2 separate regions of the Homo sapiens genome follow, and region 1 is linked to region 2. A link is a loop called in an ENCODE intact Hi-C map of the cell type or tissue named here. Cell type or tissue: GM12878. All regions are shown on one strand. Links, peaks and the distances in the headings refer to the core of each region. The heading gives the core; the rest is flanking DNA. Region 1 overlaps MTCL2 (microtubule crosslinking factor 2). Region 2 overlaps TLDC2 (TBC/LysM-associated domain containing 2).

Region 1 (16,003 bases), core at 5,003-13,002, 79 kb after region 2:
TACAGGTGTGAGCCACTGCGCCCGGCCCCCTTGCTCATTTTCTTAGTTTCACTGCCCACTTTATTTCCCAAAACCACATCCTGAGCCCATGGTTCTTAGATGCTTAGATGCTCGCTCCCCACCCCAGCCAGGAACTTAGCAAGCAGCACTACAGTCAAATCCAAAGGTCTAGAGTTGGAGACCCAGGCTTGAATCTTGGCTCTGCCACTTGACTGCCATGTGATTGGAGCGAGTCATTTTGAGTTTCTGGGCTCCATTTCCTATCTATCCCTGTCTTGGGGGTTCATTGGAAGAATTGGATGAAGTACTATATGCAGCAAAGGCCACATACCGTTAGCTCCTAGTGGTATGGGATTGTCAGAGTGCCAGGCCCTTTTCATCCTTAGCTCATTTAATCCCGTCTGTGGCTCTGGGAGGGAGGTAATGTTACCGCCCCATTTTACTGATGAAACTGTAGTGGCAGCAGTTGCTCATCAGTATGTCACCTGTTCCTGTACTCCCAGGCTATGTGTGGCGCCCCATCCTTGCTGTCATTTCAACATCTACCCCTCTGCGTCTCCCCCGGACCCTTAGCTCCTTGAGGGTCTGGCTGTGTCTGATTCATCCCTGTGTTCCCAGCACATAGTGCTCCCCAAAATGCCATGGCTGGTACTGAGACTCCCAGCACTAACCTTCCTGGGTTGTGTCTGTCTCTGTGGTCCCAGGAGGACAGTGCAGACCTGAAGTGCCAGTTGCACTTTGCAAAGGAGGAGTCAGCCCTCATGTGCAAGAAGCTCACTAAGCTTGCCAAGGAGAATGACAGCATGAAGGAGGAGCTGCTGAAGTACCGCTCGCTCTATGGGGACCTGGACAGCGCGCTGTCAGCCGAGGAGCTGGCCGATGCCCCCCACTCGCGGGAGACCGAGCTGAAGGTGCACCTGAAGCTGGTGGAGGAGGAAGCCAACCTGCTGAGCCGCCGCATCGTGGAGCTGGAGGTGGAGAACCGAGGCCTGCGGGCTGAGATGGACGACATGAAGGATCATGGAGGTGGCTGTGGGGGTCCTGAGGCACGCCTGGCCTTCTCCGCGCTGGGTGGCGGAGAGTGCGGGGAGAGCTTGGCAGAGCTGCGGCGACACCTGCAGTTTGTCGAAGAGGAGGCCGAGCTGCTGCGGCGCTCCTCTGCCGAGCTCGAGGACCAGAACAAGCTGCTGCTGAACGAGCTGGCCAAGTTCCGCTCGGAGCACGAGCTGGACGTGGCGCTGTCGGAGGACAGTTGTTCTGTGCTCAGCGAACCTTCACAGGAGGAGCTGGCGGCCGCCAAGCTGCAGATCGGCGAGCTCAGCGGCAAGGTCAAGAAGCTGCAGTACGAGAACCGCGTGCTCCTCTCCAACCTCCAGCGCTGTGACCTCGCCTCCTGCCAGAGTACGCGGCCCATGCTGGAGACGGACGCCGAGGCCGGGGACTCTGCCCAGTGTGTGCCTGCTCCCCTGGGCGAGACACACGAGTCCCATGCGGTCCGACTCTGCAGAGCCAGGGAGGCCGAGGTGCTGCCTGGGCTGAGAGAGCAGGCCGCCCTGGTCAGTAAGGCCATCGATGTCCTGGTGGCTGATGCCAATGGCTTCACGGCTGGCCTCCGGCTGTGTCTGGACAACGAGTGTGCTGACTTCCGGCTGCATGAGGCCCCCGACAACAGCGAGGGCCCCAGGGACACCAAGCTCATCCATGCCATCCTGGTGCGCCTGAGCGTGCTGCAGCAGGAGCTGAATGCCTTCACGCGGAAGGCAGATGCAGTCCTCGGGTGCTCTGTCAAGGAACAGCAGGAGTCCTTCTCATCACTGCCCCCCTTGGGCTCCCAGGGGCTCTCTAAGGAGATTCTTCTGGCAAAAGACCTTGGCTCAGACTTTCAGGTAAGGTGCCTCATGCACAGATCCTATTATTTATTTTTTTCCTTTGTTTTGTTTTGTTTTTCTTGAGATAGGGTCTCTCCCCGCTGGCCAGGCTGAAGTGCAGTGGTGCAATCTCAGTTCACTGCAGCCTCGATATCCTGGGCTCTAGCCATTCTCCCCCCCTCACTCTCCTGAGTACCTGGGACTACAAGTGAGCACCACCACACCCAGCTAATTTTTATTTATTTTTTATTTTTTTTGAGACGGAGTCTCGCTCTGTCACCCAGGCTGGAATGCAGTGGCGCAATCTCGGCTCACTGTAACCTCCAACTCCCAGGTTCAAGCGATTCTCCTCTCTTAGCCTCCCAAGTAGCCAGGATTACAGGCGCCCTCCATCATGCCTGGCTAATTTTTGTATTTTTAGTAGAGATGGGGTTTCACCATGTTGGCCAGGCTGGTCTCGAACTCCTGACTTCAAGTGATCCGACCGCCTTTGTCTCCCAAAGTTCTGGGATTACAGGTGTGAGCCACTGTGCCTGGCCATAATTTTTAAATTTTTTTGTAGAGATGGAATCTTGCCATATTGCCCAGGCTGGTCTTGAACTCCTGAGCTTAAGTGATCCACCAGCCTCAGCCTCCCAAAGTGCTAGGACTATAGGTGTGAGCCACTGTGTGTGGCCTAATAGTCACATTTTAAATGTTCAGTATTTGTGTGTGTCTAGTAGAGTGGATCTAGAATATTTCATCCTTGCAGCTTGTCCTTCTAAATCCTTCTCTACACATCTATCATATATTTGTTTTTCCACCCAGATTGCTTTATATCTATTGTTACTACACAACTTATATTTTTAACGCAATGTATCAGTTTGTTAATTTATGATGCCTTGTCTGTTGTTCACACAGTTTTTGTGCTCACTGCTGAAGATGTCATGATTAGCAAAAACAGATATGATTCCCCCTCTCATGGTCCTTATCATCTAGTGGGGCAGAGTCACCCAAAATATCATGTCAGTGAATGTGCAATTAGACACTGAGAGAGGAATCTGAAGGAAGCGTACATGGTTTTATGAACAAGGAACTTGACCTAGACCCTATGCTGAGGGAAGGCCTCTGATCTGACCAGAGGTCAGAGGGATGGATGGCTGGGGGAACACAGTGTTTTCAGCAGAGCAAATAGCCTGTGCAAAGACACAGCTCAGATCAGAGGCGGAAGGAGCGTGGTGTGTCCAGGACACTGAGTGAAGAGACAATGTGAAGCTGGACTGCACTGAGCATGCGGGAGGTTTGATCTTCATCCTCAGAGCAATGGCAGGGAATTTTTCATTTCCAGGGAAAGAGAGCGATTTAGCACTTTCTTTTTTTCTTTTATCTTTTTTTTTTTTTTTTTTTTTTTTGAGACAGAGTCTTACTCTGTCGCCCAGGCTGGAGTGCGGTGGCACGATCTCAGCTCACTGCAACCTCCGCCTCCTGTCTCCGCCTTCCGGGTAGCTGAAATTACAATTCTCCTGTCTCCGTCTCCTGGGTAGCTGGAATTAGAGGCATGCCCCACCACACCTGGCTAATTTTTGTATTTTTAATAGAGATGGGGTTTCACGATGTTGGCCAGGCTGGTCTTGAACTCCTGACCTCAGGTGATCCACCTGCCTCGGCCTCCCAAAGTGTTGGGATTGCAGGTGTGAGCCATCGTGCCCTTCTGAGATTTAGCACTTTCTTTTTAACAACTATACAGTGGATATGTGCCATAATTTCTTTAACTCAAGACCTGTTGATCCGGTTTCATCTTGCTTTTTTAAGCAAGCACATTGCCTTTTTTTTTTTTTTTTTTTTTTTTTTAAAGAAACAGTCTTGCTCTGTTGCCCACGCTGGAGGGCAATGGTATGATCACAGCTCGCTGTAGCCTCAAATTGTAGATGGAATTACAGGCACATGCCACTGTGCCCATAGACTGCTCTATGTTATCTCCCTTTTGGTTCTTCTTGAAAGAGGGATGAACAGAGGTCACACATGTGATAGGACAGTTTGGGCTGACTCAAAAGGTTTGTGCACAAGGCACACATTCAGAAAATCACTTCGCACTTACCTACTCATTCATCCTTTCAGCAAACATTCATTAAACGGCAGCAGTGCCCCCAGCTGGGGCTGGGTCTGGGTTGCAGAGGTGAATCTACCAGGGTCCCAGCCCTCAGGTGGGTGGTTCAAGCCTCTTAGGGAGCGCAGAGGCCTGGGGTGGGTGTTTCTGGCACCCCTCGGGCCCCTCCCCATGGTGATCTTTGGTTTGTTCTGCCTGTGCCTCTGGGTGCAGCCACCTGACTTCAGGGACCTGCCGGAATGGGAGCCCAGGATCCGAGAGGCTTTCCGCACTGGTGACTTGGACTCTAAGCCCGACCCCAGCCGGAGCTTCAGGCCTTACCGAGCTGAAGACAATGATTCCTATGCCTCTGAGGTGGGTCTAGGCCTGAGCAAGCATGGGATTGGGTAGGAGGAGAGTGACTGAGCCCTGTCAAAAGCAGAGTGGTCCATATATCACTTAGCTGGTGAGGATATGGGTTTGGGGCATTCCATTTGGTTCCAGGCTTCTTGGCAGCCAAGGCCAGAAGGGAAATAAGGAAGTTTGGGACATTCTCATGGCCTGATCCAAGGAAACTTATAAACTCATCTGCATAAATTATTTTTTCTTCTGTACTAAATTCCACTGGGAATTTAACAATTTATGTAATTTAATGGAACTACTCATGTATGTAGCAGGAAGGCAGCAGTCTCTATAGCCAGGCAGTTTGGGTTTCAATTGTGGATCCACTCTATTCTGGCTGTGAGATCTTGGATAAGTCATTTTACCTCTCTGATTCTCAGTTTTCTCACATGTAAAATGAAGGTGCCTCACAGGGTTGTTGAAAGGATTAAATACATGAAAAGCCATAGCTTAAGGCATGGTCCACATTGGGTGAGGATGAGGAGGAGGAGGAGGATGATTATGATGATAATGACACATCTCTGGGACTCAGGGGACCTGAGTTCAAGTCTCAGTTCTACCAGTGTTCCTGTGTGACCTTGGACAGATTTCTACCTTCTGGCCACAGCTTCCCCATCTGTAACGGGAGGGTTAGAGTGAATGGTAGTTATTGAATTGCTAGGATTCTTTGATCCTCAGGGAATTCTGGGTAGTTCTGAGCCCCTTCTAAGCCTGCTGAGCTTCTCCTTGCTCTTCATAATGAGCCTGAAGCAGGAAAAGGCTCCTACGGACTGGGTGGAGTATCCCTGAAACCCTGAACCTTGCAGAGTCCTATGTATTTTCCAGCCTGAGCACCTTTCTGAGCATCTCTTGGAAGACAACTCTGTAGTCCCAGGAAGGTCAGCCCATGACTATGTGGGAAGGAGAAGCTCACTTGAAGCTGATGGATCAGACTCTCTAAGTGAGCTTCCTGGAAGCCATGGCAAAAAGAGAAAAAACTGAGATAACTTAGTTGTCATTTTCTAAGAAAAGGAAATAGGCCTATTCTTTTTTTTGTTTTTTTTTTTTTAGACTGAGTCTCGCTCTGTTGCCCAGTCTGGAGTGCAGTAGTGCGATCTTGGCTCACTGTAACCTCCATTTCCTGAGTTCAAGCGAATCTCGAGCCTCAGCCCTCCCAGTTAGGTGGGACTATAGGCGTGCGCCACCATGCCCAGCTAATTTTCGTATTTTTAGTAGAGACAGGGTTTTGTCATGTCACCTAGGCTGGCCTCAAACTCTGGGGCTCAAGTGATCTTCCCGTCTCAGCCTTCCAAAGTGCTGGTATTACAGGCGTGAGCCACTGTGCCCTGCCAGGAAATAGGCCTATTCTATAGGCTTACCTGTAGAAAAAATGATTTCCTGCACACATTCAATTATTTGTTTCATTCAGCCACTCTTTATTGAGTAGTGACAATTGCCCAGTGCTGTTGACCACTGAGTTCAGGGAGGAAACCAGGGACAGCAGACAGTATGTAGCCCTGCAAAAATTTTTAATGCAAAACAGATATAGAAGATATACCTCAAGTCACTGTGCCTTCCACTGCCAAATCATCATATTATTGACCATATAATGAATGTTTACTTTCTCACAGAGGGACATTTGCCATGCCTAGGAAGGTTTTATGTAGGAGTTCTGGGGCCAGGCACGGTGACTCACACCTGTAATTTCAGCACTTTGGGAGGCCCAGGTGGGCAGATTGCTTAAGCCTAGGAGTTCGAGATGAGCCTGGGCAACATGGCAAAATCCTGTCTCTATCAAAAATATACAAAAATTAGCCAGGCGTGGTGGCGGGTGCCTGTAATCCCAGTTAATTGAGAGGCTGAGGCAGGATAATCGCTTGAACCTGGGAGGCAGAGGTTGCAGTGAGCCAAGATCACGCTCAAAGCTGGCGAAACTCCGTTGAAAGAGAGAGAGAGAGAGAGAGAGAGAGAGAGAGAGAGGGAGAGAGAGAAGGAGGGGAGGGTGGGTGAAGGTTGGAGGTCAGAAGGTCTTCACATAGTTCCCACTGGTTACATTTATTGTGTGTGTCCATGTCCTTTGTATGTTTTTTTATGGAGGCCTATAGCGTTTTTGGTTTTGTTTTTCTACTTTCTGTTGTAGTATAACATAATAACATACATACAATAAAGGACACTGTCCTTAAGGGTACCACTGAATGGATTGTTACATATGTATAGATCCATTAAGCATCTTTTAAGTCCCATCATTTAGTATCTAAGTTGTTTCTAAAATATTGCAATTATAAACAATGAAACAATGAACATCTTTGTGAATCAAACTTAGTTTTCCCAGTACCTTATTAAGATAAATTTCAGAGAGAAAAGAACAAGTTCCAATGGTAACAAAAGCCAGATTTGATATGTACTGTTTCATTTAATCATCATGACGACCCTCAGAGGTGGGGACAGTCATTCTGCCTGATTTGTATTTGGACAGCTTGGGTCCAACATCCCATCGTTCCCCTACCACTGTCATCCTTAGATCACAATTTCTATCCACTTCTTCCTCTCTCTCCCTCCTCATTATCTGTGTCCCCTGTCTGTACCACAGATCAAGGAGCTGCAGCTGGTGCTGGCTGAGGCCCACGACAGCCTCCGGGGCTTGCAAGAGCAGCTCTCCCAGGAGCGGCAGCTACGAAAGGAGGAGGCCGACAATTTCAACCAGAAAATGGTCCAGGTGCGTGGTGCCCAGCGCTTTCCAGGCAGCTATTCCTACAGCCTCTCTGAGCTGGAAGCAGAGGCCTTGAGGATCTATGGGCCCTCTGAAGTCAAGAAAGTCAGGGGAGGCTGGGTGTGGTGGCTCACGCCTGTAATCCCAGCACTTTGGGAGGCCAAGGCAGGCAGATCACTTGAGGCCAGGAGTTTGAGACCAGCCTGGCCAACATGGAAACCCCGCCTCTACTAAAAATACAAAAATTAGCCAGGCGTGCACTAGCACGCCTGTAATCCCAGCTACTCAGGAGGCTGAGGCAAGAGAACCGCTTGAACCCAGGAGGCGGAGGTTACAGTGAGCCGAGATCATCCCACTGTATTCTAGCCTGGGTGACAGAGTGATATCTAAAAAAAAAAAAAAAAAAAAAGAATGAAAGAATGTCAAGGGAAACCTGAGTCTTCAGCCCCTGTGCCCTGCTGGGATGTTATTGTCCTTGCCATTGTGCATTAGTTGTGTAACAGGGCTGTCATTGGCGGCCTGTGGGACCTGGGGCCAGTCCTGTTTTCTCTCAGGACCTCAGTTTCCCATTTATGAAATGGTGCCCTCATCAGGCCTGGCTTCTAATCAAGATAATAGTTCTGGAATAACATTTGTTAAGCCCTTACTGTATGGTGGGCCTGTCCAATGCACTTTCTACCCATTATGTCTTTTAATCCTTGTGCCCTCCCTTATCACCATTTTGCAGATGGGGAAACTGATGCCCAGAGAGCTGGAGTGCTCTGCCCAGGGTTGCACATCCAGAGTGTGGCAGGGCTGGGCCTCTAATCCAGGTCCCTCTGTTAGGCATGACACTGCATTGCTTCCTAGGGTGTTGCCTAGTCATCAGCTGTCCTCAACCCTGGCACGCCCTTTGCTCTCCATGCGTCACCCCTCCCTGCTATCATCGCTCACCCTCGCAGGTTCCTCATTGAACATGAGCATTCGTGTGAGACATTTGGTGCCCAGGAGGTGCTCAGTATATGATGTCATGGTTTTTTAGAGCCAGGGTCAAATCCCAGCTCCTTCAATGATGTGTCACTGTTTTTGCAGGAGCAGAGGGCAGTGCTCATCTGAATAGATTGCGCCACGTGTGGTGGGATCCCCGGCAGGGATCACTCACAGGCACCACCCAGACTTTCCTCCCTGCCCCTGTCCAGGGGCCCAGAAAGGGGTGGGGGAGAGGACAGGGCCCTGGGGTTGCTCAAGCTCTTGTCCCCCGGCAGCTGAAGGAGGACCAGCAGAGGGCGCTCCTGAGGCGGGAGTTTGAGCTGCAGAGTCTGAGCCTCCAGCGGAGGCTGGAGCAGAAATTCTGGAGCCAGGAGAAGAACATGCTGGTGCAGGAGTCCCAGCAATTCAAGCACAACTTCCTGCTGCTCTTCATGAAGCTCAGGTGGTTCCTCAAGCGCTGGCGGCAGGGCAAGGTTTTGCCCAGCGAAGGGGATGACTTCCTCGAGGTAAGATTGGGCCAGGGACTGGGACTGGGAGTGTGGGCTGGGGAGAGAGGGACAGGGAAGGGACGCCCAGCTGGTATTGACACAACTCCTAGGCTCACATACCTGCCATCAGCATGCAGGCTTCCTTCCTGCATTCGTTGCTTTTTTTTTTTTTTTTCCGAGATGGAGTCTCACTCCAGCCCAGGCTAGAGTGCAGTGGTGCAATCTCAGCCTGCTGCAATCTCCATCTCCCGGGTTCAAGCAATTCTCCTGCCTCAGCCTCCCGAGTAGCTGGGATTACAGGCACATGCCACCATGCCCAGCTAATTTTTGTATTTTAAGTAAAGACAGGGTTTCTTGGCCGGGTGCGGTGGCTCACACCTGTAATCCCAGCACTTTGGGAGGCCGAGGCGGGTGGATCACGAGGTCAGGAGATCGAGACCATCCTGGCTAACATGGTGAAACCCCGTCTCTACTAAAAATACAAAAAATTAGCCAGGTGTGGTGGCGGGTGCCTGTAGTCCCAGCTACTCGGGAGGCTGAGGCGGGAGAATGGCGTGAACCCAGGAGGCGGAGCTTGCAGTGAGCCTAGATTGTGCCACTGCACTCCAGAGTGGGAGAGAGAGCAAGACTCCTTCTCAAAAAAAAAAAAAAAAAAAAAAAAAAAAGACAGGGTTTCTCCATGTTGGCCAGGCTGATCTCTCAAACTCCTGACCTCAAGTAATCCACCTGCCTTGGCCTCCCAAAGTGCTGGGATTACAGGCATGAGCCACCATGCCTGGCCAAAAGATATGTTTACTTAACAAGAGGGAGTAGGCTGGCTTAAAAACATTGGTGATAGTACAGGTGGTATTAGGATGTGGCAGGAAACGTGGGGGCGGAGCTCTGGGAATGTAAGAAGCTTAGAAAGGACCCACCTGACCCATTCATGCCCCAGTCTATGCAGGACCCTTTGCTGCTCAAAGCCCTTGCGTCCTGTCATCAGCACAGCAGCACACATCAACACATCAGGGAAGAGAAGGGGACTTACAAGGATGTCAGACCTTGGTCACACTCATCTTAGTTGACATTGTTCACTTTGGCCGTGTCCTTTTGGGTTCAGGTACCTCGAGTCTAGCCCAGGCTTGGCCCTCCTCTAGTCCAGGCTGCTCTCTGTAGTCCCCTGTCCAGATCCAGTAGGGAGCATTGGCATGCCTCAAGTTGCCACTTACGCCATCAGGGGTACTCCAGAGGAGCCCAGATGCCCCAGGAGCCAGGCAAGACAGTTAGACCTGAGTGTGTAGCAAGACCCTGCATCACCCTATCTCAGTGGGGCTCATCATTCTCGCAGGCCACCAGCTCCTCCCCAGGGCCTCATGGGAGAGTCACTACCGCCATTCCATAGGCCCACACCCTGCTGCCCTGGCCCTGCAGTGCCTGACACAGGGCCGCCCCTGGGAGCATTCGCCTCGGTCCTCCTGTCCGAAGCTGTCTCTTCTGTGACGTTTGGAAACATAGGAGCCCTCTCACCTGTTTGGAAGTCTCACAGGCCTCTGGATGAAGCCCAGTTTAAGGGAATGACCTGCAGGCCACACAGTCTATATTTTAAGTCAGTTTGTCTCAGACGAACCCTCCACATTTGGTGAAAACCTTTCTAGCCATTTCCATATCCTAGAGTAAAAGAGAGAGAAACTTACTTTAGGGAAAAAAAATTAGGGCATAAACATAGAAAATTGGCTAGGTGCAGTGGCTCACACCTGTAATCTCAGCACTTTGGGAGGTTAAGGTGGGCAGATCACTTGAGATCAGGAGTTCGAGACCAGTCTGGTCAACGTGATGAAACCCTGTCTCTACTAAAAATACAAAAATTAGCTGGGAACGGTGGTGCACACTGGTAGTCCCAGCTACTCAGGAGCCTGAAGCAAGAGAATCTCTTGAACCTGCAAGGCAGAGGTTGCAGTGAGCTAAGAGCATGCCATTGCACTCTAGCCTGGATGACACAGTGAGACTCCATCTCAAAAAAAAAATAAAGAGACACAGAAAATTACATAACATATATAATTAAGAAATATATACATTTACCAAAATAAGCATAATTAATAAGATATAAACATAATCATGCTGGGCATGGTGGCTCGCGCCTGTAATCCCAGCATTTTGGGAGGCTGAGGCAGGAGGATTGCTTGAGCACAGAAGGTGACTCGCTCCCTTTTGTCTTATTTCCATCCTGAACTAGGTCCCTGATCTCCTTGGCTGGCCCTGGACTCTTGCCCAGAATCTATCAGCAAGCAGTCCAACCCCCCAGCAAGGTCCCTTCTGTCCACCCAAACCTTTGGTCACCCTTATGTAGCATTGTGGGAGTGCGTGTGGCCTTTTCATTTCAACCACAGTGCCTGCCTTGACCCAGCCTGTCAACATGGTTATTTCAGAGTGACTCTCAGGGATGCTTCCTGGTCTTTGGGGCAGAATAGATGTCGTGGGAGGCTAGGAGGGCCTGACTATCCAGCCGTGCTCCTCGACCTACATGGTGCCCAAGGTTGGAATTAAAATTTGGGAAAACTTCCCACCTGCTGTTAAGCATGGTTTTTAAAAAACAGGTGAACAGCATGAAGGAGCTGTACTTGCTGATGGAGGAAGAGGAGATAAACGCTCAGCATTCTGATAACAAGGCCTGCACGGGGGACAGCTGGACCCAGAACACGGTGTGTTTCCAGCCCCTTCCCGGTCCTGTTGTGTCCATTCATTCCTTTGTCTGCTCAGTAATCAATTCCTACTGCTTTCTCTGACCCCATTCCTGGACATTGAAGTTGCAAGTTATTGCCTGGTCATCCCAGGGCAGTAACAGAGTCCAGATGATGGACTGTGGGGTCATAGGCAAGACAGCAAGTAATTCTCTTTGCAGTATAGGGGACAATATCACGGTGAAGGGGTCATGGATGATGGGTTTTGAAGGATGTATAGGAGTTTACCTAATAGAGAATAGGGGAAAGACTATTCTGGACCAAGAGAACTCTGTGTGCCAAGGTGTGGCAAGGTGTTCTGGTATTGAGTATGGCTTGGGAGGTACATGGTAAGGGTAAGGATATCAGGCTAGAGTCATCTGAAGAGGGGCCTTGTGGTCTAGGGTCAGGAACCTTCAAATCAAGCCATAAGTCAGAGAGAACAGTGGGGTCAGGATCCCAGGGTCACACACGGTGAGCTGGGGTAGGGATGGGAAATGAGGGCATGGGCCCAGGAGAGAAGATTTGGGACAGAATCAGGCAAACTGAGGGAGTCTCCATGAATTAGACCCCACATCTGGCCTGCAGCGGGTCAGAGAGGCAGATCCTGAGTGAGGAGAAGGACCCACGGCACAGACGCTGCAGAGCCTTGAAGAAGCCAGATGATTCAGCTCAGAGTTAGGCTGAATAATTATTACTGTAACTGCAGGGTTTTTTCTTGGTGTCAGATTTGGGCCTCATGTCAGCCTAGGAGGTAGCCAGGGCTGGGCCTGTCATTCCCATTTTATGGGTGAGATGACCTAGGGAGGTTGTGGGACTTGCCTGAGGCCTCGTGAAGTCCCAAGCTGGACTCCTAGGTGAGTTCTCTGAACCCAGGTTCCCCTCCCTACCCCACAGAGGCTCTTGACTCAGGTTTTGCCTCCTGTCTGCAGCCCAATGAGTACATCAAGACACTGGCCGACATGAAGGTGACGCTGAAGGAGCTGTGCTGGCTGCTCCGGGATGAACGCCGTGGTCTGACGGAGCTTCAGCAACAGTTTGCCAAGGCCAAGGCTACCTGGGAGACAGAGCGGGCAGAGCTCAAGGGCCATACCTCCCAGGTGAGCCCCCCACCTGTCAGACGCCTCTCCCCTTACTCTCAGCCAAGCCTTTAGCTGTCAGATCTGGGAGTAGAATACCAAGGCCATGCTCCTAGAGGAATAAGAATGCCGTTGCTTCACCTGTGGCCCAGAGAGGGCAAGAGACTTGCCTAAAGTCACACAGCAAGGGTATCAGAAACGGTGGGGAATGGGAGTCACAGAGGAAGGGAAGGAAGGTGGGGGATTGCGCCCTGGGCTCACAGGTGAGGCTGGTGCACATCCCCACTGCCTGCTGTCCTCATTTGCTCCTTCATTTCCTCATAAGCACTCCCTCAGCCCCAACTGCCTGGCTCTATTTTGCTCCCTCCACGCAAAATGGGGGCCTCCCCTCCCAACTCCCCAGCGTGCCCCCAAAGGAGCCTTAACCAGGAGCCCTGGGGGTTTGGTGTCTGCTGTGTGCCTGAGGGTGACTTGCTGCCTCCTTTGGCCTGAAAAGTGAGAGGGTGGGCTTCTTCCCACTCAGAGAGAATGCTCTGACCCTGCAGCTTGGGCTCCAGCTTCTTCCATCCAGCCTGCCCCTGCTGCAAGCTGCCTTCCCAGGCGTCAGCAGCCTCTGGGAGGCAGGCACTCCGATGGTCTCTGCTGGACAGATGACAAAACTGGCACAGAGGAGTTAAATTTATCTCCCAAGGTCACCCGGCTAATAAGTGTCAGACTGGCCCTTGCTCCCCCAAACCTCTAACCCCTGGCTCCCTGTGACCCCAATTCCACCTCCTTTTTTTTTTTTTTTTTTTTTTTTGAGACGGCATCTCACTGTGTCACTCAGGCTGGAGTGCAGTGGTGCAATCTTGGATCACTGCAACCTCCGCCTCCCGGGTTCAAGAGATTCTCCTGCCTCAGCCTGCAAAGCAACTGGAATTATAGATGGCACACCACCATGCCCAGCTAATTTTTGTATTTTTAGTAGAGATGGGGCTGCACCATGTTGGCCAGGCTAGTCTTGAACTTCTGATCTCAAGTGATCTGCCGGCCTCAGCCTCCCAAAGCGCTGGGAGTACTGGCGTGAGCCACCACTCCCGGCCCCAATTCCACCTTCTTCCCACTGCTCACAGTCTCCTGGCTACTTCCTGGGGCCACTACTCTCCCCTCCTAACCCTCTTCCAGATCTCACAGCTCCCTCCATCTGCATATTCCACGGTGTCCCCTGCACCTGCTGCCCCCAAAGACCTGGGCATTTCAGGTGCTCCTCCCACCAAGAACCTGACCAGCTCATGGGGGTTAATGGGGGGCATTGAGTCTAAAGGTTGCACATTCCCTTTCCTGCCACTCTGAGGTTTGAGGCCAAGAAAACCATCTTGCTGGAATGACCACTAGTAATCTTTCTGAGTTTTTATGAGGATACTGACATCATGCCTGAAAAGCCCACAGAAGAGCATGGCTTATAGAAAGAGCTCTTCAAACCCTTATTGTGTGGAGGGGTTAGGGGTTAGTTCTGAGTGGGGAGGACTAAGCTGGGTTAGTCCCTAGTGAGGGGTCTTCTGAGGGGACCTCTCCCCTTTTCCCCGCTGGCACCCAGGAGGGAAGGAGAGAGAAGGGCCAAGAGGAGTGGCCTCCTGCTGCCAGCTGCTTAGTCTGCTTCTTTCCGCAGATGGAGCTGAAGACAGGGAAGGGGGCCGGGGAGCGGGCAGGGCCCGACTGGAAGGCAGCCCTACAGCGGGAGCGTGAGGAGCAGCAGCACCTCCTAGCTGAGTCCTACAGCGCTGTCATGGAGCTGACTCGGCAGCTGCAGATCAGTGAGCGCAACTGGAGCCAGGAAAAGCTGCAGCTGGTGGAGCGGCTGCAGGGTGAGAAGCAGCAGGTGGAGCAGCAGGTGAAGGAGCTGCAGAACCGCCTAAGCCAGGTGAGGCCCACCCCTGCCAAGCCGCTTCCACCCGCAAGGGAGAGTTGCTACAGAAATGATTCAGAAGCAGGAACTCCTTCAGGTATAGCTGGATCTAGGTGCTCATCCAGTGAGGTCTGGCACACCATCTCCTTCAGGTATAGCTGGATCCAGGCACTTAGAGAATGCAGTGGGAACTAGATTTTTCTTTCTGCTTCAGCCTGTCAGGCCTGCTTTCCTCTGTGTTAGCTTTACTCTTAAACAAGCTATTCCCAAATATGGCCACTGTTAGTTTCATGCTCATATCTTACAGCTTAGCAAGTACAGTGGATTGGCCAGATATGAGTCATGTGCCCACCCCTGGAGCCTACCCAAACCCAGGAACCAAGAGGGAGGAACTAAGAGTGGTTCCCATGGGAAAATTGGGAGGCCTCCAATCAAAAGAAGGAGGAAAGGAAAAGCAATCATTGACCCTCACTCCCCATTATAGTTCACTTCATGCAGCCAGGCACCACCTACCATAGGCTGCTCTGCTCCACTCTTGATTTTGACTTTTCCCTTTCTTTCACTTTTATTTTTATTTACTTATCTATTTATTTGAGACAGAGTCTCACTCTGTCACCCAGGCTAGAGAGCACTCTCGGCTCACTGCAGCCTCCGCCTCCCAGGTTCAAGTGATTCATGTGCTTCAGCCTCCTCAGTAGCTGGGATTACAGGCGTGTGCTACCACAGCCGGCTAATTTTTATATTTTTAGTAGAGATAGGGTTTCACCATGTTGGCCAGGCTGGTCTCAAACTCCTGGCCTCAAGTGATCCTCCCGCCTCAGCCTCCCAAAGTGCTGGGATTACAGGAGTGAGCCACCATGCCCGGCCTTACTTTTATTTTATTTATTTTTATTTATTTATTTTTTCTTTGAGACAGTCTTACTCTGTCGCCCAGGCTGGAGTACAGTGGTGTGATCTCAGCTCACTGCAACCTCCACCTCCCGGGTTCAAGTGATTCTCCTGCCTCAGCCTCCCGAGTAGCTGGGATTACAGGCACGTGCCACCACACCCGGCTAATTTTTTATTTTTAGTAGAGATGGGGTTCACCATGTTGGCCAGGCTGGTCTCGAACTCCTGACCTCAGGTGATCCGCCCGCCTCGGTCTTCCAAAGTGCTGGGATTACAGGCATGAACCACCGCGCCTGGCCTTACTTTTAATTTTAATTACGTAAATCAGGACTTCATCTTTATATAATGTTCACATATTACAAAGGTACATTTCAGCCTACTCCCTCCCTTTCTTGTCATTTTTTTTTAATGAAAAAAAGTTGTTTTTTTTTTTTATGAGAGATGAGGTCTTACTGTATGGCCCAGGCTGGACTTGAGCTCCTGGTCTCAAGCCATCCTCCTACCTCAGCCTCCCGAGTCGCTGGGCCTTTCTTTCTATTTAAATTTATATTTACAGGGTTTTGTTTTGTTTGTTTTTTAATCATCAATCAAATTTTAATGTCCATTTATTTATACTTTGTGTCTTTCCTGGAGAGCTGTTCACAAGAGTATGGAGGCCTTCCTTATTCAGTGTGACTGGTGCCTGGTGTTCCTAGTGTGGAGATACTATGATTTGTTATCTACAGTGATTAAATCTAGATTGTTTCCAGTTTTTCACTATTGAAAGTTGTGACCTGAAGCTGGTTGTGGCAATGTGTGCCTGTAGTCCCAGCTACATGAGAGGCTAAGGTGGGAGGATTGCTTGAGCTCAGGAAATCAAGGCTGCAGTGAGCCATGATCATGCCACTGCACTCCAGCCTGGGCAACAGAGTGAGACTTCGTATCTAAAAAAAGAAAAAAAAAGTTCAAGTTGTGCCTCAGTGAACATCTCCACA
Region 2 (16,003 bases), core at 3,304-11,303:
CTCTAGGATAGGAGAGACCAAGGGAGCAGGTGGGAGTCCAGGAGCTGGGGCCACCTGCAAAAGCTAGAACCACAGAATAGTCACTGCCACTGCCGCTCGTGCCAGAGGAGGTAGGGAGAGAAAAAACCTGACTTCTCTGCCCTCTTCTCACCTCCAGTCTCCCACCAGAGCCTCCCACTGACCAAATCTAACTGGAAACCAACAGGCATGGGAGCTGAGAAATGTAATTTACCGGAGTAGCTCCTGTGAGACAGAGTAGGGAGAGGAAGAGTGAAGAATGGATCTGAGAGCAAATAAGCAGATGAGGAGCACGAATCCTCCCACCAGCATTGTATTCCTGGTACAACAGAGGCTCTCCAAGATCGTGCATCATCTTGTAACCAAAGAAGATCTACCCACAAGTTCAGAACAGTTTAGCATAGAGTCAAGTATTAGGAGGCCTTGCTTCTTACCTCTATGGTTTCACGTCATTGTATCGCCTCCCTTTGGATCTCTCCCTTATTTTGGGTGGAGGAGCTTCTTTGGCTGGAGCCTATGCTGATGGGACCAACGTTAGAGCTTTGATGCAGAGAAAAATTTAAATTCTGCAGGTACATACTGTTCTTCCTCCCCTTCTTTGCCATCTTGTAGACCTGGGCCTTTTATTGCAGAGGGGACCAGGCGAGAGAGAAGCTAGGGGTTCAGTGCATCCCGTCTTTCTCCTGGGAAAACAGGACAGAGTTTGTGCTCCGTGAAGGTGTGTGAAGGAGGCCATAGAGGTGGGCAGTGGTATGCTGCTCCCAGTCATCTCTGCAGAGGCCAGTGGCTGTTTTCATGAAGGCTCTTCCTGCGTAAGACTGTAGTGTTTCTAATTTGCCCCAAGCACAGGGCATATGTAATTTGGAGTTTCCCTGGATTGAGGACAGCTAGAAGCAATCTATATGCAAGATGAGGATGTGCGCACTTGAGACTTTCACTCAGAAATAAGATGATGGAAACTGGCTTTTCTCTATTGCCTGTTTTTCTCTCTCTTCCTAATAGGATGGCGATGTTATAGCCCCACTCATAACACCTCAAAAAAAGGAATGGAACGACAGTACTTCAGTCCAAAATCCAACTCGCCTCCGAGAAGCATCCAAAAGCAGAGTCCAGCTTTTTAAAGATGACCCAATGTGAATGTCTGTAGTCAGTTGTTTACAAACTCCCTCTCCTGCACAATTCATTTAGAGGCTTCAATCATAGAATTCTGCAAATTAATGACAACTCATGCTTTAATTTTGTATTTTGAATGTACACGCATGCTGAAGCTAAGTAACTTTTAATCAAAGAAATAAGATGGTATTAGGCAAATCTTACTATACTATGAAAAGCATTACCTTGCCTATTTTTAATATTATTAAAGCCTTTCTCCTTCAGTAGTCTATTTTCTTAGAATAACAACTCTTTTATCTATTCTGAACTCTATTTTTTTTCTTTTTTAAGAGACAAGGTTTTGCTCTGTTGCCCAGCTTGGACTCGAACTTTCCTGGGCTCAAGCGACCCTCCTGCCTCAGCCCCCCAAGTAGCTGGGACTAAAGTCATGTGCCACCACACCCAGCTTACTCTGAACTTTTATGACAGATGATTGTTTTTTGTTTTTAATGTAGAAATGAGACAAGGGTACAAATTGGAACTAGAAATTGACATTGTCATTGACAAACATGGCTAAAAACAAAACATCAAATCCTGCCCCCGTGAAGAGTTCCCTGTCACCTCAAGTTTGAGGATAGTCCTCTAAGAGTGACCTAAGCATAAGTGAAAGACACCTCCCCTCACCCTTCTAGCCCCCTACAAGGTGCCAGGTTGGGGTAAAGAGTTGGAGATGATGGCCAGGAGTGGCCTCCAACACGCTGGTGAGAGGCCTGATTAGGTTTTGGGGAAGATCTGAGAGCTCTGGCCTCTTCGTGAGTGGAACATAAAGCCGCCTCTTGTTGGGAGATCCTACCCCAGTGACAGAGGAATCCCCCAAACTAGGCTGTGCCCTGGCTCCGTGGCGGCTCCAGACCCGGGTAGTGCCTTTGTCCCCTGAATACTCACTCCCCCGGTCCAGAGGGCCTTCCCACTGCCCAGCCTGGAGAAGGCCTCCCCTGACCTGCTCTCTCAGTATCCTGGAGAGCTGGCCAGAGGCCATCACAGGCATCATCCTCAGAGCTCCTCAGACCTGGGACTTTGTTTTTGCTGGTTCAGTGCATTTTGTGTATTTAAGAGCAAACACTAGCCAGGCGTGGCGGCGTGTGCCTGTAGTCCCAGCTACTTGGGAGGCTGAGGCAGGAGGATTGCTCGAACCTGGGAGGCGGAGGTTGCAGTGAGCCTAGATCACGCCATTGCACTCCAGCCTGGGTGACAGAGTGAGACTCCATCTCCAAAAAAAAAAGCACAAACACTGCACTGCCTGTGCTGAAATTAGTGACCACCCAGTGGGCTCCAGGCTCCGCTAGGTAACTTCGTTTTCCCAGCAGTGGAGTGGGCACCACCTTGGTGGGGCAGTGCCCCTGTGCCCAGGGCACACCTCATTCCCAGTTCTATAGCAATTCACCAAGAACAAAGTCTGCAGTTAGAGCCAAAGCTGGTGGTGGCCAGAGGGTGCTGAAGATACAGGCCAGTGGGGATGGGAGCCATGAGCCCCGAATGTCTTCTGCTCTGATGCTCCCCGGACTAAGCCTCCCTGGCACACTGGGAGTGAGGGGCAGCCTGAGCAAGTAGGGGAACTCAGACCACAGGCCAGCAGATTTCCCAGCAGTCCATCACTGGCCACCGTGTAGCCAGATTCTGTTCCGTCCACACTGGGGTGAAGAGTACTTGGAATGTCTGCCATCCTGTATGATCACCCCACCCCCTGTCCATCCATCAGTAGATAATAAGGGTTGGTTACAATTCATAAGAGAATAGTTAAAACACTTCTCCTCTCATGCCTACCATGGTGCTGTATCAAGGGGATTTGTTCACATATGGGCTCAGCAACGCACAAGTGAGGTCAGCCATGGCACTAGGTCATTCCCATTTTAGCCAAGGTGCCTCTATAGGGGTCAGACATCATGTGCCCAGACCTAAGGTCAGGAATGTCATATTTTTCTGTTAAAATCATTTTATTTCTGTGTATCTTACCTTTAAATCATTGTGGTTTACTCTGAGATTCTGTAGTCCTAATATTGTATCATTGTGCTGTCTGCAAAACAACTTGAATCTATTTTGTTTGCATCTTTTGTTACATGTAACGCAGCTGTACTTTATGTTCTTTGCAACTGTTTCCATTATGAGAACGCTGTGCTATTTACAAGGTTACATTTTTCTTGGCCAGGCGAGGTGGTCATGCCTGTAATCCCAGCACTTTGGGAGGCCAAGGTGGGCGGATCACTTGAGGTAAAGAGTTGAGACCAGCCTGGCTAGCATGGCGAAACCCAGTCTCTACTAAAAATACAAAAATTAGCCGGGTGAAATTAGCCGGGCGTGGTGGTGTGTGCTTGTAATCCCAGCTACTCGGGAGGCTGAGGCAGGAGAATCGCTTGAATCCGGGAGGCAGAGGTTGCAGTGAGCCAAGATCAGGCCACTGCACTCCAGCCTCGGGGTCAAGAGCGAAACTCTGTCTCAAACAAAAAGAAAGAAAGGAAGGAAGGAAGGAGGGAAGGAAGGAAGGAAAGAGAGAAAGAAAAGAAAGAAAGAAAGAAAGAAAGAGAAAGAAATATCTTTGCTATTTGTATAAAAATGGAAATTTTAACAGCTTAGCCTCTAGAGAGTTACTGAACGTGGTTACCTTGGGAATGTAAATAGAACTGCAAATTAAAATGACTGGCCACTTCAACTGGGTAAGGGAAACAGCTGCAATAAAGCTTCGTGAATATATATCTCCATCTTGAAAGTTGTGTTCCACAAAGGTTTCGACCTCTTTGTCCAAAAATGCATATTACTCATTTACTCCTTTCATACCTTCATTGTGAAATTAAATAACAGACTCACAAGCACCTGGCACTGGTGGCAGACAAAAAGGCCTCAACATTCTGCAGCAGGCCAGAGGAGGAACGACGCTGCTACAGTATTTATTAGTTCCAGTGCTCAAGCCCAGGTTTCTAAGGTTTGACAATATTCTGTAAGTTAAAATCATTTCCACACATACAGAGTAGAATCCTGTTTTTGTAAGTATACACACACACACACACACACATTCATGGAACATTGTCTGGAAGGATATACATGAAAATGTTAAGAGTTGGGGGGGGTTGAATTTTAGGCAATTTTAATTTTTTTAACGTCTTCTGGTTTTTCTACAATAAACATGAATCAGTTGTAGAACCTCTAAAATGATAATGTTCATGAGGTTGGTTTTCCTCGTTCAGTAGCTGGCGAGGAACAGCATAGTGAAAAATCTTCCCTTTGCCAGGAGGCAGGCACTAGCGGGGAAGAGATGTGGATTTTTCTGAGTTTTCTAAGACCCTGTTAGCTTAGGGTCTCTGTGCTGCTTGAGTAAGGTGTAAGCGTCTTTTAATCCTTCAAAGTCACCTCTGCAAAAGAGCAGTGCCTGCCCCCACCTGTATCTTGGGTCCCCAGGCCACAAGGAGGCTGGCCAGCAGCCTCGGCCAACTCTAGGGCCCTTCACCATCTGTGTTTCAAACAGCACAGGCTGCTGTGTGTCAGGAAGGCCTGGGTGGCATCATGAGCAGGGCTGAGTACCTGTTGCCGCAGGGCTGTCAGCTGAGAAGCCAAGCCTCCAGCTCCTGGATGCAGAACTGCTCCTGCCGGGCCAGCACCTCGTTGTTGAAGGTCGGGCAAGGGGAGCTTCCCCCGCGGAACAAGTCTCCATCCAACCACAGCCCAAACCGGCCACTAGAGAGAAGAGGACAGTCTTGGTGCGGCTCACTCCTGTGTGCTGAAACCCCCAGGCTCTGCCACCAGCATCAGCTCTTGGCCATGCCAGGACGGCAGCCCAGTTTCACCTGTCTTATCGCCCCTTAAAGCAATTTATACTGAATTATTGGGGACTCAGCACATTGTTCCCCATGGGGTTAAGAGCTTTATTTATTTATTTGTTTATTTATTTATTTATTTATTTATTGAAACGGAGTCTTGCTTTGTCACCCAGGCTGGAGTGCAGTGGCACGACCCTGGCTCACCACAACCTCCACCTCCCGGGTTCAAGCAATTTTCCTACCTCAGCCTCCCTAGTAGCTGGTATTACAGGCCGCCCACCACTATGCCTGGCTAATTTTTGTATGTTTAGTAGAGATGGGGTTTTGCTATGTTGGCCAGGCTGGTCTTGAACTCCTGACCTCAAGCGATCTGCCTGCCTTGGCCTCCCAAAGTGCTGGGATTACAGGTGTGAGCCACTGCGCCTGGTCAAGATGGCAATTTTTTTTTTTTTTTTTTTTTTTTGATAGGAGTCTTGCTCTGTCGCCCAGCCTGGAGTGCAATGGCGCGATCTTGGCTCACTGCAAGCTCCACCTCCCGGGTTCACACCATTCTCCTGCCTCAGCCTCCCGAGTAGCTGGGACTACGGGTGCCCACCACCACGCCTGGCTGATTTTTTGTATTTTTAGTAGAGATGGGGTTTCACCATGTTAGCCAGGACGGTCTCGATCTCCTGACCTCGTGATCCGCCCACCTCGGCCTCCCAAAGTGCTGGGATTACAGGCACAAGCCACCACGCTCGGTCCAAGATAGCAATTCTTAATACAAAAATTAGCCGGACGTGGTGGTGGGCAACTGTTGTCCCAGCTACTCGAGACGCTGAGGCAGGAGAATCACTTGAACCCAGGAGTCGGAGGGTGTGGTGAGCTGAGATCACACCACTGCACTCCAGCCTGGGCGACAGAGCGAGACTCTGTCTCAAAAAAAACAAAATGGCAATTCTTTAACCAAAGCTAGTACATCTCAGGGTGCAAACTCTGAGAGCCCAAATGCTTCAGAGCGTCCATTCTAATCCCCTTATTTGACAGAAAACCTCGGCTGAAACCAGGAAGTGAATTCCTGCAGATCAGCAATGGCTGATGTGTTCTGTGCCAAGCTGCCCCTCAGTGGAGGCTTTTCAGGCAGTTGGGAGAGCAAAGAATTTGCCTGGTACTAATCAAGCAATGCTCTCATCCCCGCCCTCAGGATAAGACGCATGCCCCCTGAATGTGAAGGTCACACCAGGATGAGATCAACTTTTTTTTCCTACCTCTCTCTACCCCGTCCTCACCGAGGGAGGTTCCTGCAATGAGTTATGTCCCCTGCAATTCCTGGGCTGGTGGAAAAACGAGGCACACTCATCTCTTGACGCTAGTCTCATCCAACCATGTGGAATTCTTTTCCCAAAGTTGCATACATTCAGACTAAACTGTCACCAGCTGTAACACTTCAGTGGGGGCACTCATGCATCCTTTCTCCTTAATACTGGCTTAGCGTGAGGTTGAGGGGGTTGGCTGGGAGGCTGAGCAATGAGGGGAACGGCCTGAGAGTTCCCCACTAGCCTCGCCATTGCATCAAGGGCAGCCTAGCCCAGCAGTTCGGCAGAGGGAAAGGGACCAGAACACAGACCGCCCCAAGACTCGGGAAGACTGAGACACTCACCTGCCACTGCCCATCATCAGTGAATCCAAGTCTCCCTTCACAAAGAAAGAGTTGCTTCCAGTCCACTTAAAGACCTGGGTGATACATAGGGAAAGGCTCAGGTTACTAAGCGAGCGAGTCCCGCCCTTGCAGTTTGACCCCGAACCACTGGATGGCAGTGTTGTGGCGGGAACAGCATCCAGGCCCCAACCGAGCCGCAGGTGGGACTCCGGGCTCAGGGATCTTGGGGTTTATCTTCTCAGTCTCCTTGGAGTCACCACCGCATGCCCTCTAGTTTGAATTCCTACAGCCTAGAAGCCTCTTTGTTCTAGAATAGGACAACGACCCCTGAGGCTTCCTGCTTCCAAAGCTGGAGGGAGGAGGGGAGCAGTCCAGGCCAGGAGTGGGAACTGATACTGCCCTTCTAACTAACTCTCACCCGGACAACACCAGCCCGCCTGCTCTTCAGTGCTGCCTCACATCCAGCTCATCAACAAGCCTCGCAGCTCTAGACACAGCGGGCCTGCCGCCATTTCTATCCCGTCCTCTGCCTGGATCACAGCCTCCCAGCTGGTCCCTCTGCATCCACTGTCTGTACCTACAGCCATACCCACACTGCAATCTGCGTGATCTGTTCTACGTCCAAATCAGATGTTATCTCTCCTCTGCCTAAGTCCTCCAATGGCTTCCCATTGCAATGGGGATAAAATTCAACTCCTTAACAATGGCCAGAAGTGCAGCCTGGGACTGGCGCAGTGGCTCATGCCTGTAATCCCAGCAATTTTTTAACTAGCTAGGTGTGATGGTGTGCACTTGTAATCCCAGCTACTCAGTAGGCTGAGGCGGGAGGATCACTTGAGGCCAGGAGTTTCCTCGAGGTCAGGAGTTCTAGACCAACCAAGGCAACATAGTAAGACCCTCCCCTATCTCTAAAAAAAATTTTTTTTCTCTCTCTTTTGAGACAGAGTCTCGCTCTTTTGCCAGGCTGGAGTGCAGTGGCGCAATCTTGGCTCACTGCAACCTCCGCCTCCTGAGTTCAAACGATTCCCCTGCCTCAGCCTCCTGAGTGGCTGGGACTACAGGCACGCACCACCACGCCCGGCTAACTTTTTGTATTTTAGTAGAAACAGGTTTCACCATGTTGCCCAGGCTGGTCTCAATCTATTGACCTCGTGATCCGCCTGCCTTGGCCTCCCAAAGAGCTGGGATTACAGGCTCGAGCCACTGCGCCCGGCCCTAAAACAAATTTTTAAACCTAGCTGGTCACAGTGGTGTGCACCTATAGTCCCAGCTACTGGGGAGGCTAAGGTGGAAGGATCACTTGAGCCCAGGAGTGGAGGCTGCAGTGAGCTATGATCGCACCACTGCACTCTAGCGTGGATAACAGCGCAAGACCCCAACTCTAAAAAACAACAAAAAAACTGTCAAAACTTAAAAAGTGCAGCCAGCTCTAACCCCTGATTTTCTCTCTGGCCCCTTCTCCCCCTTATTGACTACACATTAGCCACACCAGTCTTTCCATCCCTGGAACACCCAAAGCCCATTCCTGACCTAGAATCCCTCTGCCCAGAATGCTCTTCCCCTAGATCCTCAGAGGGCCCACCTCTCATCCTTCAGCCCAAATATCATCTCAGAAATTTCCTGGACCACCCTATCTGAAGTAGCCCTTCCTCCCAGACCCTGTTTCATTCCTCTTTATTTATTTATATTAAGGACGTTAAGTTCCGTGTGGCCTGTCTTCTTCCTGGCTGTATTCCTGGAACATATATATTTATTGAATGCAAAAATTATTCAAGAGTCAAAATAGTTTTAAAGGGCTGCAAAACGATAGGATGTTATTGCCTTAATCAGTGGCCCAAAATGCTGTGAGCAACCAAAGGGTTTTTAGCCGGAAAACAGACTAATAAAAGATACGTCCTATGCTCAGGAGAGATGAGATCATATTAACAAGTGACCACAAGGGGACAGAATCATTCAAGTCCTCCTCTACTTTCTCGAAGGACATGACCTTTGACCTGAAGGAGTAAGATACACGTTGCTGTGGAAGGAATTGAGACCAAGTTCATGGTGCCGTTTGGAATAGCAATCAACGAACTACCGAATTCATGAGGAATACAAGTGCCAGAAGGCCAGAGATAGCCAAGAATTAACCAATTTTTTAGAAGATGAGATTCCATAACAATAGACTGGAAAGACAGGCTCCCCTGAAAAAGTTACTCATTTCATTCAACAATTTTTTTTTAAAGCACTTATGCACCAGGCACTATTTTCAGGCACTGGGTAGACTGCTGAATACAATAGACAAAAACCTCTGCCTCAACGGACTGACTTTCTAGTGGGAGAAGGCAGATAACAAAGTAAAAGAAGTTCTCTGGCCGGGCACGGTGGCTCACGCCTGTAATCCCAACACTCTGGGAGGCCAAGGCAGGTGGATCACCTGAGGTCAGGAGTTCAAGACCAGCCTCGCCAACGTGGTGAAACCCTGTCTCTACTAAAAATACAAAAATTAGCTGGGCGTGGTGGCATGCCTGTAATCCCAGCTACTCGGGAGGCTGAGGCAGGAGAATCGCTTGAACCTGGGAGGCAGAGGTTGCAGTGAGCTGAGATTGCCCCACTGCACTCCAGCCTGGGCAACAAGAGCAAAACTCCGTCTCAAAAAAAAAAAAAAAAAAAAGAATTTCTGTGTTAAATGATGGCAAACGCTAGGGGGAGAAGGACACTAAGGGCTTCCTAGGGCTGGGTGTTGTCATTTTATTTATTTATTTATTTATTTATTTATTTATTTTTAGAGACAGGGTCTTGCTCTGTCGTCCAGGTTGGAATGCAGTGGCATGAGCAATGACAGCTCACTGCAGCCTCAAATTCCTGGGCTCAAGCGATCCTCCTGCCCCAGCCTCAGGGGTAGCTGGGACTACAGGTGTGTGCCACCACACCCAGCTATTTTTTTGCTTTTTGTAGAGATGAGACGTCACTATGTTGTGAGGGCTGATCCTGAACTCCTGGCCTCAAGTGATCCTCCTGCCTTGGGAGTCCCACGAGTGCTGGGATTACAGACGTGAGCCACCACACTTGGCTGGGTGTTGCCATTTTAAATCAGGTAGTCAGGGAAGGCTTCACTGAGATGGTGACATCAGAACATAGAAGGAGGTGGGAATTGAACCATGCAGAGATCCAGTGGAGGGACATTCTAGGCAGAATAGCACGTGCAAAGGCCCTGAGGCAGGAGCAGGCTTGCATGTTTAAGGACCAGCTCAGAGGCCAGTGTGGTTGGAGCAGAGCGAGAGAAAGGAAAAGTAGCAAGAAATGCCATTCAGAGAGAGAGGCCAGAAGTTGTAGGGACTTGTAGATCATTGGACACACTTTGGCTCTTCTCCAAGTGAAAGAGGAAGCCAAGGAGTGACATGCTGTGAGTTCTAGCTTCCCCCCCACCATTTTTGTTTGTTTGTTTGTTTGTTTAAGACAGAGTCTCACTCTGTCACCCTGGCTAGAGTGCAGCAGCACGATCTCAACTCACTGCAACCTCCACCTCCCGGGTTCAAGAGATTCTCATGCCTCAGCCTCCTGAGTAGCTGGGATTACTGGCGCATACCACCATGTCTGGCTAATTTTTGTATTTTTAGTAGAGACGGGGTTTCACCGTGTTGGCCAGATGGGTCTCAAACTCCTGACCTCAAGTGATCTACCTGCCTCGGCCTCCCAAAGTGCTGGGATTACAGGCATGAGCCACTGAGCCCTGCCCTGGCTTCCCTTTTAAAAGGATCACTCCAGCTACTGTGCTGACTGAAGTGGAGGCAGTGAGAGACCTTTTAGGAGGTGATAGCAGGGACACACAAGTAATGATGGTGGCTTGAACCAAGATGGCAGTAAAGGACATGGCACTGGTGGATCCCGAATATAGACAGAGAGAAGGCAGAGCTGTCAGGATTTGCTGACAGCTCAGATGTGGGGTTGTGAAAGACAAGAGTTAAGGAAGACTTCAAGATTTTCTGTCTCAGCAGCGGGAGATGGAGATGCCATTCACTTTGATGGGGGAAGATAGCAGGAGGAGGAGGCTTTGTGCGGGAAAGCCAGGAGCTCCGTTTGGGACATGGTAAGCTGGAAATGCCATGTTTGGGGCCAGATGCAGCACTCATGTCTGTAATACCAGCACTTTGGGAGGTGGAGGCTGGCAGATCACTTGAGCTCAGGAGTTCAAAACCAGCCTGGGCAACATAGTAAAACCACATCTCTACAAAAAATACAAAAATCAGCCAGGCATGGTGGCATGTGCCTGGAGTCCCAGCTACTTGGGAGGCTGAGGCAGGAGGATCAATTGAGCCCAGGAGGTGGAGGTTGTGGTGAGCCGAGATGGCGCTACTGCCCTCCAGCCCGGGTGACAGAGTGAGACTCTGTCTCAGAAAAAAAAAAAAAGAAACGCCATGTTTGAGATGCAAGGAGAGATGATGGACAGTTGTTGGATATACGTGAGTTTGGAGTCCAGGGAAGAGACCCTCAGCATACAGGCAGCATGGAGAGCTGTGGGAATGGACGAGAACACAGAAGAAATGAGGGTCACTAGAGAAGAGATGAGAACCAACACCTGAGCTCTGATGTTGAAAGGCTGGGGAGATGAGGACGAACCAGCAAAAGATTCTACTAGGAATAGTCAATGTAGGAATAGTCTAATGTCAGTGCAATGGAAGGAAAATTCTAGACCTTTAGAATTCTGAGACTTAAGTTCAGGAAGGCAAGTGGTGATGAGTAGTACCAGCACTGGCTCACCATGCCTCCCTCACCCTTTCCTGGATCCTGGGAAGCTCGATGGAGCCCCTCCAGCTGATGGCAGCAATGCAATAGATATGGTATATTTTGCCTTTAGCAAAGCAGTCCATAGCTCCTTGTGAACTCCCTGTCATGAGACCAGATGACTGTGTGACTGGATGTGTCTGAAGGAATCTTAGTCTGTGCATTGGAGAGATCTCTAATAGCAGAATACCTGGAACGACTTCATCCACTGAACAATTTAAAAAAAAATTTTTTTTAAGAGACAGCATCTCACTCTGTTGCCCAGGCTGGTCTTGAACTCCTGAGCTCAAGCAATCCTCCCACCTCAGTCCCGCAAAATGCTGGGATTACAGTTGTGAGCCAGCCACTGCACCTGGCCGTGTTTTGTTTTTGTTTTTTCCTTTTTGTGGAAAATGGCATCTTGCTCTGTTGCCAGGCTGGTCTTGAACTCCTGGGCTCAAGCGATCCTCCTGCCTCTGCCTCCCTAAGTGCTGGGATTATAGGCATGAACCACAGGGCTTGGCCTGGCCATTTTTACTAGTAGTAAAAGTAGTATGCTCTGTGCCAAGCAGGTACTGCTCAATAGCTTTAGTGAATAAATAACCCAGAGGCAGGAAACCTTTGGATGGAAGGTGTTTGGGACTATTATTCTCACCCAGCTCCTGGGCAGCTCGAGCCACCTGACTATACCAGTCATCTTGTGCCTGTCACTCTCCCACTCATCATTAATTAGAAACCTGAGCTCTGACTCACCACCCACCACCCTTCACAGCTCTCTGGTAAACTTCACTGTCTACGTGGACTCGTCCAGGCCCTGCCCCAGAATGGGTTTCTGCCGCTGTCTTCCATGTTCACATCTGAGAATTTGTCCTCACCAGGGATGGCAGGTGTCTCCTCCACAGCCTATTTCAAATGTCCCTCTCTCTGTCCACTGTATCCTGTCTTCCAACACATTGTCCAACTGCTGTCACTGCTCCAAGCCTTTGATGTCAAGGAGACCTCTCATGCCGAGCCCACCTTTGCCTTGGTGTCCCCCAGTGCCCCCCGCTTCTCTCCCCTCCCCTCCTGGTCCAGTTTAGGTTCCGTTGTCCATGTTGTATTTTCACTCCCTTCAACTTCCTTTCCCTCTCTGCCGGTGTTAAGCCAGTTTGGCAAAACCCCCAACCCTGGCTGTCCACTCTCTGCTGTCCCCTCTGCAGGCCTGCGCCGAGCAGCCGATGCACTGAAGTGGCGGCGTCCTAACCTCACAACCCAAGCCGCCACTCACACGGCCCAGCGGCGCTTCTGCTGCTCCGGTGTTCTCCAGCAGGCTTCCCTCCCTTCCCACACCTGTGATGACCGCGATACCGGATCCTTCACCTTCCTCCAGCAATGACCTCACCCCATATTTCTTTTTTTTTTTTTTTGAGACAGGGTCTTCCTCTGTTGCCCAGGCTGGAATGCAGTGGTGCGATCATGGCTCACCACAGCCTCAACCTCCCGGGCTTAAACGATCCTCCCGTATCAGCCTCTCAAGTAGCTGGGACTACAGGTGTACTCTACCATGTCTGGCTAATTTTCGTATTTTTTGTAGAGATGGGGGTCTCACTATGTTGCCTAGGTAGGTCTTGAAATCCTGGACTCAAGCAATCCACCTTCGTTGGCCTCCCAAAGTAGGATTACAGGCATGAGCCACGGTGCCTGGCCCCCATACTTCCTGAGAAGCCATTGGCTGTGTCCTCCTTTGTCGTCCTGCCACCACGCCCTCAGGTCTACTTTGGACCATCTTGTCTTCCCAGCATGTGCCTGGCAAGCATGGTCCTCCCTCCTCTCAGCCAGTCAGCGGTTGCCAGAGACCCACCAAATACGTTTTAAATGCAGGACAGGCAGGTCAAGGGGGATGCTCTGCCCACCACTGCCCTGCTCATTCCCCTGTGGGAAGATGGTGGCACACCAGGCAGCCCATCGTGGAGGATGGAGCTGGGAGCCACTGGGACCCCGGGAGCTTTGTCTCGCCACACGCCCCACTCCCCCCATGGAAGGTTGGGAACATCACCTTCAGCTGTGGGGAGAAGGAGAAGAGGAATGTCTCGCCAGTACCATAGAAGCCTTTGCTGAGTCGGATAGCCGAGGAGGAGAAGGCTCCAAATATCTGGAAAGTGGAAGTTGTAGTCTGCAGCTGGAAGGGAGCTAGGGGTCCTCTGGCAACCCTCATTCTTCAGGTTTAGTAATACAGGCTCATCCTAGAGGACACCTGGGAAGCTGGGGCAGAGCTGGGGCATGGGGGCTCCACACCCAAGAGCAGGAATCCTTATGCATCCTTTCCCTTAATGCTCCCCAAGGAAGAACTCCTGCTGCCTTCCTCCTCTGGGCCGTCAGGGCCCTCCTTTTTCTTAAATATACTTATTCTGGGCCGAGCGTGATGGCTCATGCCTGTAATCCCAGCACTTTGGGGGAGGCTGGGGCAGGCTGATCACCTGAGGTCAGGAGTTCAAGACCAATCTGGCCAACTTAGTGAAATCCTGTCTCTACTAAACATACAAAAATTAGCCGGGCGTGGTGGCAAGTGCTTGTAATTCCAGCTACTTGGGAGGCTGAGTTAGGAGAATTGCTTGAACCTGGGAGGTGGAGGTTGCAGTGAGCCAAGATTGCACCACTACACTCCAATCTGGGTGACAGAGCGAGACTCCGTCTCAAAAAAAAAGTATATATATATATATATATATATATATATATGTATATATATATTCTACACAAGTAATCACAGAAAAAAGTAGAAGTAATAGACAAGCAAAAGAAAAAAAGTAAAGCCATCTCTTAATCCCCCTCCTTCTTCCCCAAGATAACCACTCTTAATATTTTGGTATGTTTCCTTCTGACATCAGTTTAATGCCAGTGTACATCTCTATTTTTTTTTTTTTCAGACAGGGTTTCACTCTGTCACCCAGGCTGGAGTGCAGTGGTGTGATCATGGCTCACTGCAGCCTCAGCCTTGCAGGCTCAAGTGATCCTCCTGCCTCAACTACCCTGCAACACCCCTGGCCCCAGTTGCTGGGACTATAGGCATACACCACCACACCTGGCTAATTTTTTTGTGGTTGTTGTTGGTTTTTGGTTTTGGTTTTGGGTTTTTTTAGAGACAGGGTCTGGCTATGTTGTCCAGGCTGGTCTTGATCTCCTGGACTCAAGCCTCCTGCCTCAGCCTCCCAAAGTGCTAGGATTACAGGTGTGAGCCACCGTGCCCAGCACCCCCATAGTTTCTTCTGCTTCTGAGGATGAAGATGCAGTTTTACAGTCAAATGATTATTTGCTTAATGTCTGACCCTTCCCCTATTAGACCATTAGCTCCAAGAGAGCTGGGACCTCTTCTGGGTTGATTCTGCTCTATCCCACCTCTCACCTGGCACACAGAAGGCGCCCCATGTAGATGTGTTGAATGCATAAATGGGGGAATGGCTCTGAGTGGGCAGGTCTCATTGCCATCATCAGTGTCCATTATAGGTGACTTAGTCTGTCACTCTGCCTGCTTGTCCCTGAGCTGCCCTGGGACAGGGCCCATGAGTACCTGGTGGGGTGCCCCCAGAGCCTCGGGTGGTGCCCCTGCCCAGCTCACCTGCCCGTCCTGGTCCCTGAGCACCAGCAGCACTGGCCCGCTGCAGCCCTCCATCCGCCGGTACAGGCTCTGCAGGCTGAAACCGTCCCTTGACGTGCAGAAGACCAGACTCCAGGGATGGCCGGTGACTCTTGGTGGGAAGTGAAAGCTGAGCTGGGGACAGGGTTGGAGGTGAATGGAGGAGTTCTCCTCGCGCCCTCCTGCCATATCCTGGGGGTGGGCTTGGACAGCTAGCATGCATCCAGCACAGTGCTTTACAGGCGATAGAGCAGTTTGCTGTTTCTAGGGACTTTCATGCCATCAGCCATAGCCCTCGGAGATAGGGGTTGTTATTCCCATCTTATAGATGAGGAAACTGAGGCCCAGGGAGGGTGGAACAACTAGCCCAAAGCTCGCATGGGTAGTGAATGGTAGAGACAGGATTTGAACCCAGGTCAGGACTCTCAGGACTCTTTCTGCTTGGTCACCCTTGCCCCCAGAGGCTAGAGAATAGGAAAGATGCTGAACCCTCCTCCTGATCCTCCGTCTCATCCGCCCACCCCTCTCCAGCTTTGGCCTCAGTTCCCAAGGGCTGGTTCTAGGTAGGAATTAGTTTCTTTCCTTTTTTTCTTTTGAGACAGAGTCTCACTCTGTCACCCAGGCTGGAGCAGAGTGACACAATCTCAGCTCACTGCAACCTCCGCCTGCTGGGTTCAAGCAAATCTTGTGCCTCAGCCTCCCGAGTAGCTGAGACTACAGGTGCACACCACCACACCCGGCTAATTTTTGTATTTTTAGTAGAGACAGGGTTTTGCCATGTTGGCCAGGCTCGTCTCCAGCTCCTGGCCTCAAGCGATCCCCCTGCCTTCGCCTCCCAAAGTGCTGGGATTACAGGCGTGAGCCACCGCGCCCGTCCTAGCCTCTTTCTTTACCTCCTTAACCTCCTGGCCCAGTGTAGAGGGAGGTGCTAGCAACACTGGATGATTTTACAAGAAGGGAAAGCAAAGCCCCGAGAGAAGAAGCAATTTGCCGGAGGTAACGCATGATGAGAACAGAGCAAGAGTGACTCTAGGTGCCCCTGGGCGTGGCTGGTGTAGGGCAGGAGGGTGAGACTCTTAGGTTTAGGGCTGA

What was found. A loop is a pair of places that touch in the nucleus more often than their neighbours do. Peaks named below come from ENCODE experiments on the same cell type or tissue, not always from the same donor. Only the 100,000 strongest peaks of a DNase experiment are listed, where the experiment ranks them.
Region 1: it touches region 2 in a loop (2.9-fold over the local background); 23 of 110 quality-filtered maps call a loop at or near these places.

The regions. Positions count from the first base shown.
Region 1 is chr20:36,801,009-36,817,011 of GRCh38, reverse strand. It overlaps MTCL2 (microtubule crosslinking factor 2), which reads left to right. Exons shown (of 15, transcript NM_080627.4): 5 at 705-1,886; 6 at 4,168-4,308; 7 at 6,905-7,030; 8 at 8,269-8,499; 9 at 11,055-11,159; 10 at 12,110-12,277; 11 at 13,905-14,156. Among named protein-coding and RNA genes, the nearest start is that of DSN1, 35 kb to the right of the region's middle. In GM12878, for the core only: a CTCF peak has its summit at 8,281 (motif pointing right); no DNase peak of the experiment used is centred there.
Region 2 is chr20:36,878,084-36,894,086 of GRCh38, reverse strand. TLDC2 (TBC/LysM-associated domain containing 2) reads right to left here. Exons shown (of 7, transcript NM_080628.3): 3 at 14,894-15,046; 4 at 13,337-13,432; 5 at 6,559-6,632; 6 at 4,684-4,836; 7 at 1-1,225. The coding sequence ends at 4,701. It overlaps SAMHD1 (SAM and HD domain containing deoxynucleoside triphosphate triphosphohydrolase 1), which reads left to right. Exons shown (of 16, transcript NM_015474.4): 16 at 1,021-3,858. The coding sequence ends at 1,155. Among named protein-coding and RNA genes, the nearest start is that of TLDC2, 9.9 kb to the right of the region's middle. RefSeq lists an enhancer at 6,177-6,899. In GM12878, for the core only: a CTCF peak has its summit at 6,707 (motif pointing right); a DNase peak (open chromatin) is centred at 6,836; H3K27ac peaks cover 272 bases.